Linked DNA regions of Homo sapiens: regions 1 and 3 are each linked to region 2. The links are chromatin contacts, found by Hi-C or POLR2A ChIA-PET in ENCODE. All regions are on one chromosome and are shown on one strand. Each heading gives the region's core, a stretch centred on a gene start or an enhancer-like site at or near the end of the contact. The rest is flanking DNA. Distances are from core to core; before and after follow the strand shown.

Region 1 (3,839 bases), core at 675-3,174, 470 kb after region 2:
TGTGCCTGGGAAGCTGAATTTCTATAAGCTGCACTGATATTCTGTTACATAGCAAGAGTTTGGGGACCTCTAGTCTTCTGGCTGTGACCATCTGATTCCTCATTCTTTCCTCCATGGCTCAGGTGTGCAGCCTGAGTGTGGGTATGACGATTGGTGGGTGCTGAATTCTCAACCCACAGACCCCTGGGAAAAATGGGTCTGGAGGAGGGACCCACAGATCCTGAATGAGCTCTCTGACCTGATGTCTAGGATGAGAGGAGGGGGCTGAAGGGCTTGCAGAGCAAAGGGGACTAAGTATTTAGAAGTGCCCTGAGTGATGCCCTGCTCCTTCTTAACATTCATTATTTGCAAATATTTGAGCACCTACTACATGCTAGGCTTATCTAGGTGCTGGAGGATACAGTAGTGAATGAAAATCTGTGCCCTGATTAAGTTTATGTTCTAGTGGGCATGGCAGGCAATAAGGAAATAAATAAATGGGCCAGGCATGGTGGCTCACATCTGTAATCCCAGCACTTTGGGAGGCAGAAGTGGGTGGATCACTCAAGCTCAGGAGTTGAAGACCAGCCTGGGCAACATAGCGAGACCCCATCTCTACAAAAAATACAAAAATTAGCTGGGTGTGGTGGCGCAAGCCTGTAGTCCCAGCTACTCGGGAGGCTGAGGCGGGAGGATTGCTTGAGGCCGGGAGATGGAGGTTGCAGTGAGCTGAGATCATGCCACTGCACTCCAGCCTGGGCAACAGAGCGAGACTCCATCTCAAAGAAAGAGAGAAATGAAATATATAGCATGTTAGTGACACGTGCTGAGGAGAAAAACAAAACAGGGAAGGGGGATAGAAACTGGTATTTGCTAAGTGCAATTTTAGATGGGGTTTTCTAGGAAGTGCTGTGACGTCATCACTTGCTTTAAAAGAGGCCAGGCGCAGTAGCTGACTCCTGTAATCCCAGCACTTTGGGAGCCCCAGGCAGGCGGATAACCTGAGGTCAGGAGTTCACGACCAGCCTGGCCAACATGGTAAAACCCCGTCTCTACAAAAATACAAAAATTAGCCAGGCATGATGGCGGGTGTCTGTAATCCCAACTACTCGGGAGGCTGAGGCAGGAGAATCGCTTGAACCCGGGAGGCGGAGGTTGCACTGAGCCGAGATTGCACTACTGCCCTCCAGCCTGGGCGACACAGCAGGACTCTGTCTCAAAAAATAAAAATAAAATAAAAATAAAAATGCTGGGCGCAGTGGCTCATGCCTGTAATCCCAGCACTTTAGGAGGCCGGGGCGGGTGGATCACCTGAGATCGGGAGTTCAAGACCAGCCTGACTAACATGGAGAAACCCCGTCTCTACTAAAAATACAAAATTAGCCAGGCATGGTGGTGCATGTCTGTAATCCCAGCCACTCAGGAGGCTGAGGCGGGAGAATCGCTTGAACCCGGGAGGCGGAGGTTGCAGTGGACCAAGATCGCGCCATTGCACTCCAGCCTGGGCAACAGAATGAGACTCCATCTCAAAAAAAAAAAAAAAAGAAAGAAAGAAAGAAAGAAAGAAAGAAAGAAAGAAAGAAAGAAAGAAAGAAAGAAAGAAAGAAAAAAACTGTTATAGACTGAGTGCCATTTTAGATGGGGTTTTCTGGGAAGTGCTGTGACATCATCGCTTGCTGTAAAAGAGGCCGGGCGCGGTGGCTGACGCCTGTACTCCCAGCGCTTTGGGAGGCCGAGGCGGGAGGATCGCTTGAGCCTAGGAGTTCGAAGTTACAATGAGCTATGATCAGGCCACTGCACTCCAGCCTGGGCAATGAGAAAGACCCTGTCTCTTAAACAACAACAAAGTCAGAAGGAGAGGCTGCCATGGCTACGGCTCCAGGTGACGTCACGGCCAGCTCCGTGACGCGCGGCCAGGGCAGCCCGCGGAGACCGAGGCTCCTCTGTGACGTCAGCAGCCGGCCGGGACACAGCGGGAGGGCAGGTGCGGCCGCGGGGCCTGCCGACTTCACGCAGGGTCCGTGGGGTCCCCGCGGCGCGCAGCGGCTGAAGGAGGCCCCAGGGCCTTGGCGACCGCAGCGGCGGCTTTAGCGTCAGTGACTAGGCAGCAGGGGGTCAGGATGCGGCGAAGCTCCCGCCCGGGCTCGGCCTCGTCCTCGCGCAAGCACACGCCCAACTTTTTCAGCGAGAACAGCTCAATGAGCATCACCTCGGAGGACAGCAAAGGGCTCCGGTCAGCGGAGCCCGGGCCTGGGGAGCCCGAGGGCAGAAGAGCCCGGGGCCCGAGCTGCGGTGAGCCCGCCTTGAGCGCGGGAGTGCCCGGAGGAACCACATGGGCAGGAAGCTCTCAGCAGAAGCCAGCGCCTCGGAGCCACAACTGGCAGACAGCCTGTGGCGCGGCAACCGTGAGGGGCGGGGCCTCGGGTGCGGGCGGGGTCGACCCCGGGTGAGCCAGTGGAGGGGGCGGGGCCTAAAGGGCGGTGCTGGGCGGGGACGGGGCTAAGATGATATCTGGGCACCTCCTACAAGGTGGGTCCTGTAGGGTAAAGGGATGGTGCTAAATGAGATCCCTTAAGGGGCGGAGCCTCGGTGTCCTGGACGGTTATGGGAAGGGGCGGGGAAAATCTTGTGGTTGGGTGCCACTGAGGGGGCGCGGCCTCAATGTTAGCGTGAGTGGCTCCCAGGACAATTGGGTTCCACCAAGATCTAAGGCTGGGGGCGGGTCATCCGTTTGGGGGAGGGACCAACTCTTTTTTTTTTTTTTTTGCAACGGAGTTTCGCTCCTGTTGCCCATGCCATGCAATGGCATGATCTCGGCTCACCGCAACCTCCGCCTCCCGGGTTCAAACGATTCTCCCGCCTCAGCCTCCCGAGTAGCTGGGATTACAGGCGTGCGCCACCATGCCCGGCCAATTTTTGTGTTTTTAGTAGAGACGGGGTTTCTCCGTGTTAATCAGGCTGGCCTCGAACTCCCGACCTCAGGTGATCCGCCCGCCTCGGCCTCCCAAATCGCTGGGATTACAGGCGTGAGCCACCGCGCCCGGCCAGGAGACCAACTCTTGACGGAGCCTCCCTGAGGGGCGGGGCTTCAGAGGGCGGAGCTGGAGCCGGGATAGGGCTGCGGTGGGACCAAAGCCTGTGAGAGACTTCCCAGCTGTCTGGCTTGTGGACTGAGCAATCTGCGGCCCGGTCTCGAGGGGAAAATAGGTCTGTGGTCCGCAAGGCCCCAGTGGAGCCCTTGGGTTCCCGCAGAACCGACTGGGTCTCCAGTAGTCTCTGAGGAGCCGCTCGACCTTCTCCCGACCCTGGATCTGAGGCAGGAGATGCCTCCCCCGCGGGTGTTCAAGAGCTTTCTGAGTACGGGCCAGGCCAGCTGCGATCCCCTCTGACCCTCGGGTTCCCCTCTCCGAACTCCAGTTCTCTCTGAGCCCCCGGCCCCCGTTTGAGTATCGAGCCCCTCTCCGAGCCTCAACTCATTCCTAGCCCCCATCCAATTATCCTAGCCGACCCTCTCTTCCTGAGCCCCAGGCCCACCCCCGGCCCCTCCCAAGCCCCTTCTGAACCCGGACACCACGCAGGCTGAGCCCCGCCTCTCCCTGCCGTGGGCCCCTCTCTGACCCTCTGTCCTGGCCTCAGGCCTGCTCTTCCAGGGGCTGAGCGTGTTGTTATCCCTGGCAGGAGACGTGCTGGTCAGCATGTACAGGTCAGAGGAAGGGACGCTGGCGCCCCAGGAACAGCTCTTTGGAGGGGGTGGGGAGCAGGGCCGGAACCTTGCTGGCGCTTGAGCCGATTCAGATCTGATTGAGTCATGTTGGCAAGAGCTGGGTCTAGGACCCTGGGGTGGGGACTGGAGGGTTGAG
Region 2 (3,524 bases), core at 134-2,633:
GATCACGCCATTGCACTCCAGCCTGGGTAACAAGAGCGAAACTCCATCTCAAAAAAAAAAAAAAAAAAAAAAGAGTGTATTTTATTATATGTAAATTATGCCTTTAAGAAGTTCATTTTAAAAAGATACACATACACACATCTATATATATAATGGTATAAACCAAGAATATTTCTGGACAGATACAAAGGAAAGTTAATAGTTGGAATTCTAGGGTATGGGAGATATTTATTGTATATAATCTTTTACCACTTGAATTTGCCATTTGTATTTACTTTGTTTCAACTTAAAAAAATAAAAACCATCACAAGTTTTGAGTTTAATTTCTCCCGACCTTAGCACATTCGTGTGTAAAACAGGGATAATGGCACCTAACTCGTAGGGGTATTAAGATACTGAGCTGAGATCTGAATGACAAGCAGCAGCCAGTGATGGGAGGAAAATGGGGAGTGTATTTCAGGCACGGGGCACACCAACTACAAAGACTTAAGTTTTAGGAGTGTCACACTCCTTCCTGGATCTGAATGCCCACCTACATAATGAAAGGGGTGGGTTTTCTAATTCTTGGAGCCCTTCCACGGTATCTCGTTACTCCAGAAATTGCCTATGTCCCCACAGCTGATGCCTGTTACTGCTGGGGCTGAGCTCAGCGATCCAGCCCACCCGGCTAATCCAGGACTTTTTTTTTCACTGCGAGAGGCTAAGTGGATCCTGGAGGTGATAGTAAGAATTGCGGGGAGCGCGGCTCTAGCTCAGCTGGGAGCTTTCTGGTGCCGGTGAGGAGACCATGAAGCCACCAGCCCCAGCTGACCCGCCCGCCGAGGCCCAGAGAGTCAGACCCTGGCCGCCCCTTGCCCCTCCGCTCGCACTACCTGCCCCAGGTGTCGTGCCCGTCACAGGTGAGAGGTCGCAGCTCATCGAAGGGAAAGGCATTCTCCAGGTAGCTGTCGTAGGCGTGGTAGAACATGGCCTTGACTCGCTCCCTGGGTGGGGGACGAGAAATCAGGCATGGGGCAAGAACACAAAAACAAGCGGGGGAAGAACAAGATACAGGGCGGAAAGTGGGAATCACTAGCTGATTTCTCCCTGGGACCTAGCGGCTGTGTCGGAGCAAGTCGGGGTCTGGGATGGACGGAAAGGGAAAGGACCGGGTTCACGCTTCCCATTCCCCAACTGCGAAAGGGCGGGTCACAGTTCACCTGTAGTGGGCGGGATCTGGCGCGGAGCCGTCGGGACCTGGCGCACCATGGTGCTGAGGCAGCAGCGCGCACAGGAGGCCGAGCGGGATGAGCAGCCGGAAAGGCATAGAGCTCGTGTCCTCTCAGCGCCCCCGCAGCAGCAGCAGCCACTGCAACCAGTTCATCCTGGGAGCTGCTGCGGGTTCTTCCGGGAATCCGCGCCACTGCGCCTGCGCGCTGAGAAATCAGCCTCTCACTTCCGGACTACAAGCCCCTGAATGCAATGGGCAGCGAAACGCGGCCGAAGAGCAACTTCGGATGTACGGTTTCGGCAACACTGATCAACGTGTCTTAAAGTCAGTGGCTGTTGTTACTACTGTTATTAATTAATGTTTTAATAATAACAGCTAGCATGTATTGAGCACTTATTGTGTACTAGTACTGTACGGAGCATTTAAAATGCATTCTCTCATTCATTTTTTTCAACAACCTTATTAAGTATGAAGGCAGGGTAAGCATGAGAAATGTTCAGCCTTTACCATTATTACCTAGCAGGACAAGCCGCAGACAAAACTCCTCAGACACCGGGTTAAAGAAGGAAGGAGCTTTATTCGGCCGGGAGCGTCAGCTGACTCACTTCTCAAAAACGGAGCTCCCCGAGTGAGCAATTCCTGTCCCTTTTAAGAGCTTACAACTCTAAGGGGGTCCGCGTGAGAGGGTCGTGATTGATTGAGCAAGCAGGGGGTACGTGACTGATTACCGGTGCACCGGTAATCAGAACGGAACAGAACAGGACAGGGATTTTCACAATGCTTTTCCATACAATGTCTGGAATCTATAGATAATATAACCGGTTAGGTCAGGAGGGGTCGATCTTTAATTACCAGGCCTGGAATGCATCGCCGGGCTGTCTGACTACTGATTTCACTTCTGTCTTTCTTTTAACTCCTACATTTTCTTTGAGGCAGAAATTGGGCATAAGACAATATGAGGGGTGGTCTGCTCCCTTATTTAGGGATATTGAGTTTCCCAAACCAGTTACTTGTTGATTGTATAAGACACAACTCACATTTATTTGTCCAAAACTTCCACTCTTTTTTTTTTAAAACCTCTTGCATTTTCCGATGCTGTCACTCTTGAGGTTTCCTGAAATCCCGTCAGTTCTAGGAATTCATGACACTTCTCTCCTCCCAATTTGGGATGTGGTTACACAATCATGGTCCCTTCAGTCTCCATCTCAAACCGGAAGCTTTACCCCTGTCAGCCCTGTAGAATGTCTTGGGTAAGAATGAATACCCTGGTTGGGCGCGGTGGCTCACGCCTGTAATCCCAACACTTTGGGAGGTTGAGGTGCGTGGATCACCTGAGGTTAAGAGATAGAGACCAACCTGGCCAACATGGTGAAACCCCGTCTTTACTAAAAATACAAAAATTAGCCAGGGGTGGTGGCGGGTGCCTGTAAATCCCGGCTACTCGGAAGGCTGAGGCCGGAGAATCGCTTGAAACCGGAAGGCGGAGGTTGCAGTGAGCGAGGATCGCGCCACTCCACTCCAGCCTGGGCAAAACAGCAAAACTCCATATCAAAAAAAAAAAAAAAAAAAAAAAAAAAAAGACAAATGACTACCCTGGGGCACTATAGCTTTCAGGAGGTTTGTGATCCATTTCTCCATTCCCCTTATTCCCAAGTTTCTAAAATTTGGTCAGCACCTTAGACCACAGCAACACCCATGACTTTGGTCAGTGTGACATGCGGTAGAACCAACACTGGATTTGAAGTCAGATCTAGGATCCAGTTAATTACAACTCTGTCACTCATCTATAACCTGTGTATGTGACCCTCTCCTTCTCTGGGGCTAGCATCCTTGTCTATAAATAATGAGGAGTTTGAACAAATGGATCTTTAAGATCCTTTTCGGTCGAGCTTTCTATGATTCTAGGATTGGCTATCTCTTATTTGCTGAAAAAGTCAGATGGAAGTGATAGCTCAGTTTGTTGAGCCAGAGTGCAGCCAGGCCTCCCAAAGTGCTGGGATTACAGGCATAAGCCACTGTACCCAGCCTGGGATGTTTTTAGAAACTCTTCTTGGCCGGGTGCAGTGGCTCACGCCTGTAATCCCAGCACTTTGGGAGGCCAAGGCGGGCGGATCACGAGGTCAGGAGTTCAAGACCAACCTGGCCAATATGGTGAAACCCTGTCTCTACTAAAAATACAAAAATTGGCCGGGAGTGGTGGCAGACGCCTGTAGTCCCAGCTACTCAGGAGGCTGAGGCAGGAGAATCGCTTGAACCCGGGAGGTGGAGGTTGTAGTGAGCCAAGATCAAGATCAGGCCACTGCACTCCAGCCTG
Region 3 (3,718 bases), core at 855-3,354, 290 kb after region 2:
ATTGGGGAGCTTTCATATATTGCTCTAGAAGGTGACTAATTAGGCCTTTAAACTCCCCATCTCCCCCTCTCCAAGCTCCCTTAGTGCTGGGGGGCACACGGACTTATTTTATGAGCCCCCAAGGGGTCACAGCTTTCCCTGGCTGGGCAGGCAGCCAGACCACCTCCCCCACCTCAGCCAGACCTGCTGCCTCTGTGCCTCCCCCGCCCCCTGGCAGCCCCCTCCAGGCCAGCTCTAATGAGGAGCCTCTCCCACCCTCTGACCCCTCCCCCACCCTGCCAGCCTAGGACCAGAGCAAATGAGCTGCAGGCAACTTGAGCGACCAACAGCCCACCTCCCTCTTCACACTAGGAAGAAACTGAGGCCCTGAGAGGGGGAGGGACTTGCTTAGATCACACAGCAAGTGGAGAGGAAAAGCTGCAACAGTAACATTAGGTGGGCCGAGAGAGACAGAGGGGAGCAGGTAGTCTCTGGAGTTAATGAGGAGAATGAGGCATGTTCAGGACAGCATCTAAAGTTTTCATGTTGGAAGGGCTCTCAGAAACCACCCTGTCCAACCCCATATAGGTGTACAGATGGGAAAACGGAGACCCCAAGTGAGAAGGAGCTTTCCCAAGGTCATACTGCGAGTTAGGCCCTGGGTCTGCTCCCTCCCCATGTATCTGAACATCATTCCATGACTCCAAGATGCCCCATTTACTGTGTGCACCTCTCTTGCCTCCTCTATCCCCTTGCCTGAGGGCAAAGTTGCAGAAGCATGGGGACCTCAAGATTCATTTCTTTCTCTGCCGTCTGAGACCGCCTACAAACCTGTGAAGCTTGGAAAGTTCGGCCAGCCCAGCAGGTACAGATGCACAACTGAGCAATCAAGTCTCGGAATCTGGTCTCCAACTCTGCCACGAACTGGCAGGTCTTGTCTCTTCTCTAGGCTTTAGTGCCCACTCTGCACCTTGCAGGCGTTGGACCTGGTGCTTCCTAGGTGCCCTCCAGCCCTGATGTGTGGGCAGCCTAGGATCTGCTATGTGTGAGATATGTGTCAGTGTCCCCAGACACCCACCCCGGGCCAGATGCACACAGTGTCTCCCACCAGGGCAGTGCCAGGGCTTTGAAAGCCCCTCCATTCATGCAGATGCCCCTCCCTCTGAGCCGTGCCCCTGCCACCCCGCCCCCTCACCTTGCCCTTTGTCAATAAAGCTGGTGATGGTGTTGGCCAGGCCAGCCTCCAACTTCACGCTGCTGTTGCCTCCCTTTCTGTCAGCATCGGACAGCGTCCTGTACAGCGAGAGCATGTACTCGTGGGGTGTGATGGGGGGTGGGCGAAACGGCTCCTTGGGCTCTCGTGGGGGCCCGGGCTCCCTGGCCTTCTTCAGCAGGAAGGAGCTGGGGACAGATCCTGCTTTTGGGGGTGCCTTGCCTCCGGGAAGCTGTCCTTTTGGGGTCACAGTCCGGGCTGTAGCCTGCCTTGTTTGGGGAGGGTGTCCTGGCTTGGGTTCAGGGCCGCCCGGTCTGGGGGGCAGCTTTTTGGGTTCATCCTTCTTGGGCTGTGTCAGGCCTCCTGTCTGCCCGGTGCCTCCCTTTGCCCTGGCATTGGCATTGGTGGCCCCCCCACCATAGCTGTGACCCCCTGGCCTGAAGACGTTCCGGGCCAGGGGGGGCCTCTCCTTGGCCTCTGCTTTGGCCAATCCTGGCCTGGTCCCCTGGGGTCTCTGGCCCAAGTCAGGGGCACCCAACACAGTGCAGATGAATTCCAGGTCCAGCCAAGCCAGGTACCAAAGCAAGAAAGTGAGGAGTTTGGGGAGTCTCATCCTCTGGCCAGCCGCTGAATGACACCAAAGAGAACAGCGGCAGCAGCGAAGGTGCCTCTGGTTTGGCAGGAAAAACCATGAAAGGAGTGGACTTTCAAAAGCAGCGGCAGCAGCAGTAGCAGCAGAAGGAAAGGCTTTCTCCTCAGTCTGAGACTCTTGAAGTCTGCCGGGTGTGTGTTTGTATCCAGTCCCATAGTGGAAATGCTCTCGTATCCAGACGTGCACCGTCTCCAGTCAGCAGCTGAAAATAACTCGTTCTTGAAAGGAGAAAGCCGACCGCCCCCTTTCTCCTGCACAACTGACTGAGGGCTTGAAGGAGGCTTGTATAAGGCTGAGGGATTTTTCCAAGAAGGAAGAATGGCGTAATGCTGCCTGTGTGCTCCAGTTTTTTTTTCCCCCTAGTTTTGAATCCTTTCCAGTGAAAATACTTCACACACACACACACACACACACACACACACACTCACAGGCCTGCAGGTGCTCAGAAAAATCTTTTACAAACCTGAACTCAGGAATTGGAAACGGAATTCCAACCCAAACCAATTTAATTACTCTCTGATGTCATGCTGTCTAAACTCATTTAAGTGCGATATATTTATGTGAAAAAAATCACCGCTGCCCTTTCGAGGCCATGGCTCACGGGGGCTCCTGGCACAGAGCCCTGCAGCGGGACTCTAGGCTTAGGGGGCCTCCCCCTCCACAGGGCAGACTCAGGGGTCTTCACCTCCACCTCATGGAGCAGCCCACCCCACTTTCCCGAGGAGAGATGCTGAAGAATGAGCTCAAAGATCTTAAGCCCCAGAAGCATGGGGAGTGTGGGTTTGTAGTTAAGTTCTTAGAGTGTTTTTAAAGCAGTTTCAACTCCTGCATCTAGTCTGGGACCTGATTTGTTATGCGTGTGTGTGTGTGTGTGTGTGTGTGTGTGTGTGTGTTTATGTGCCTGTGTGTGTGTGTGCCTGTGTGTGTGTGTGCCTGTGTGTGTGTATTGGGAGTAGGGACAGCACAGATGGCAGCATTTACCCACATTTTCTTTTATTTTAATAAACTTGTGGTGACCCAGAGACTGAAAAATATCAGTGCCCACTACACCCCCTCCCTACCCCCAAATGCCATTGACTGAGTGCATATTCTTCAGGCTTGGGGGCACTGTCGCCCTTAAGTTCACTCCTTGGATGGCGGCAGGTCCAGGGTGTACCCCACCACCACCCCAGCAGAGACGTCCTCTGAGTTTTCTTAGACAAGACTGGCTGAGTCTGGGGCAGCAGCGGCCCCTACAGGAGGCTGGAAAAGCCATTTCCCACATGACGCTTTTTTTTTTTTTTTTTTTGAGACGGAGTCTCGCTCTGTCGAGTGCAGTGGCATGATCTCAGCTCACTGCAATCTCTGCCTCCCAGGTTCACGCCATTCCCCTGCCTCAGCCTCCCCAGTAGCTGGGACTACAGGCCCCTGCCACCACACCTGGCTGATTTTTTACGTTTGTAGTAGAGATGGGGTTTCACCATGTTAGCCAGGATGGTCTCGATCTCCTGACCTCGTGATCCGCCCGCCTCGGCCTCCCAAAGTGCTGGGATTACAGGCGTGAGCCACCGCGCCGGGCACAATTTCCCACATGATGTTTTTCTGGTAGCTCTGGAAGGTCTGAATTCCAGCTGAACTCAAGGGTTTCTTAAAGTGCCTCATTGAAGTATGGAAGATCCCTTCCTCTGGGGAACCTTCGCCGTAGAGCCCCTGGGCAACTTAACACAGGGTCAGCGGGGAAAGCTGTTCGCTTCACCTGAAATATCCTCCTCTCTCTCTCCCACAACTGGAGGAAGCACTCTACATCCTGAGAAGTTTAGCTGAAAATTTACCTCCTTCGGGAAGCCTTTCCTCGTCCCCAGACAGAGCCAGTTACCCCTTCTGTACATTTCTCT

What was found. Hi-C counts contacts between places; a loop is a spot of excess contacts on that map. ChIA-PET counts read pairs that join two places held with the same protein, here RNA polymerase II (POLR2A). Pooled maps may share reads with other maps.
Region 1: a map of B cell shows a loop between it and region 2 (10-fold over the local background). The contact joins the promoter of SPAG4 here to the promoter of EDEM2 in region 2. A Hi-C loop is called at or near these places in 1 of 168 maps with a recorded cell type or tissue (B cell), 3 of 37 single-sample maps with no recorded cell type and 12 of 50 pooled maps.
Region 3: a map of endothelial cell of umbilical vein shows a loop between it and region 2 (25-fold over the local background). The contact joins the promoter of GDF5 here to the promoter of EDEM2 in region 2. A Hi-C loop is called at or near these places in 18 of 168 maps with a recorded cell type or tissue (A673, CD4-positive, alpha-beta memory T cell, GM12878 and 14 more), 16 of 37 single-sample maps with no recorded cell type and 29 of 50 pooled maps. POLR2A ChIA-PET finds 5 or more read pairs at or near these places in 8 of 52 experiments (AG04450, GM12878, HCT116 and 5 more).

The regions. Positions count from the first base shown.
Region 1 is chr20:35,613,905-35,617,743 of GRCh38, forward strand. SPAG4 (sperm associated antigen 4) reads left to right here and starts at 1,925. Exons shown (of 12, transcript NM_003116.3): 1 at 1,925-2,403; 2 at 3,232-3,336; 3 at 3,616-3,682. The coding sequence starts at 2,100. RefSeq lists a silencer at 1,971-2,700 and enhancers at 3,131-3,400, 3,431-3,839, 3,611-3,660.
Region 2 is chr20:35,145,953-35,149,476 of GRCh38, forward strand. It overlaps EDEM2 (ER degradation enhancing alpha-mannosidase like protein 2), which reads right to left and starts at 1,384. Exons shown (of 11, transcript NM_018217.3): 1 at 1,200-1,384; 2 at 873-983. The coding sequence starts at 1,306. MMP24-AS1-EDEM2 (MMP24-AS1-EDEM2 readthrough) reads right to left here. Exons shown (of 15, transcript NM_001355008.2): 6 at 873-983. The coding sequence starts at 967. RefSeq lists enhancers at 566-1,169, 1,418-1,547.
Region 3 is chr20:35,436,124-35,439,841 of GRCh38, forward strand. GDF5 (growth differentiation factor 5) reads right to left here and starts at 2,105. Exons shown (of 2, transcript NM_000557.5): 1 at 1,175-2,105. The coding sequence starts at 1,805. RefSeq lists promoters at 1,806-2,560, 2,025-2,278 and a silencer at 2,970-3,029.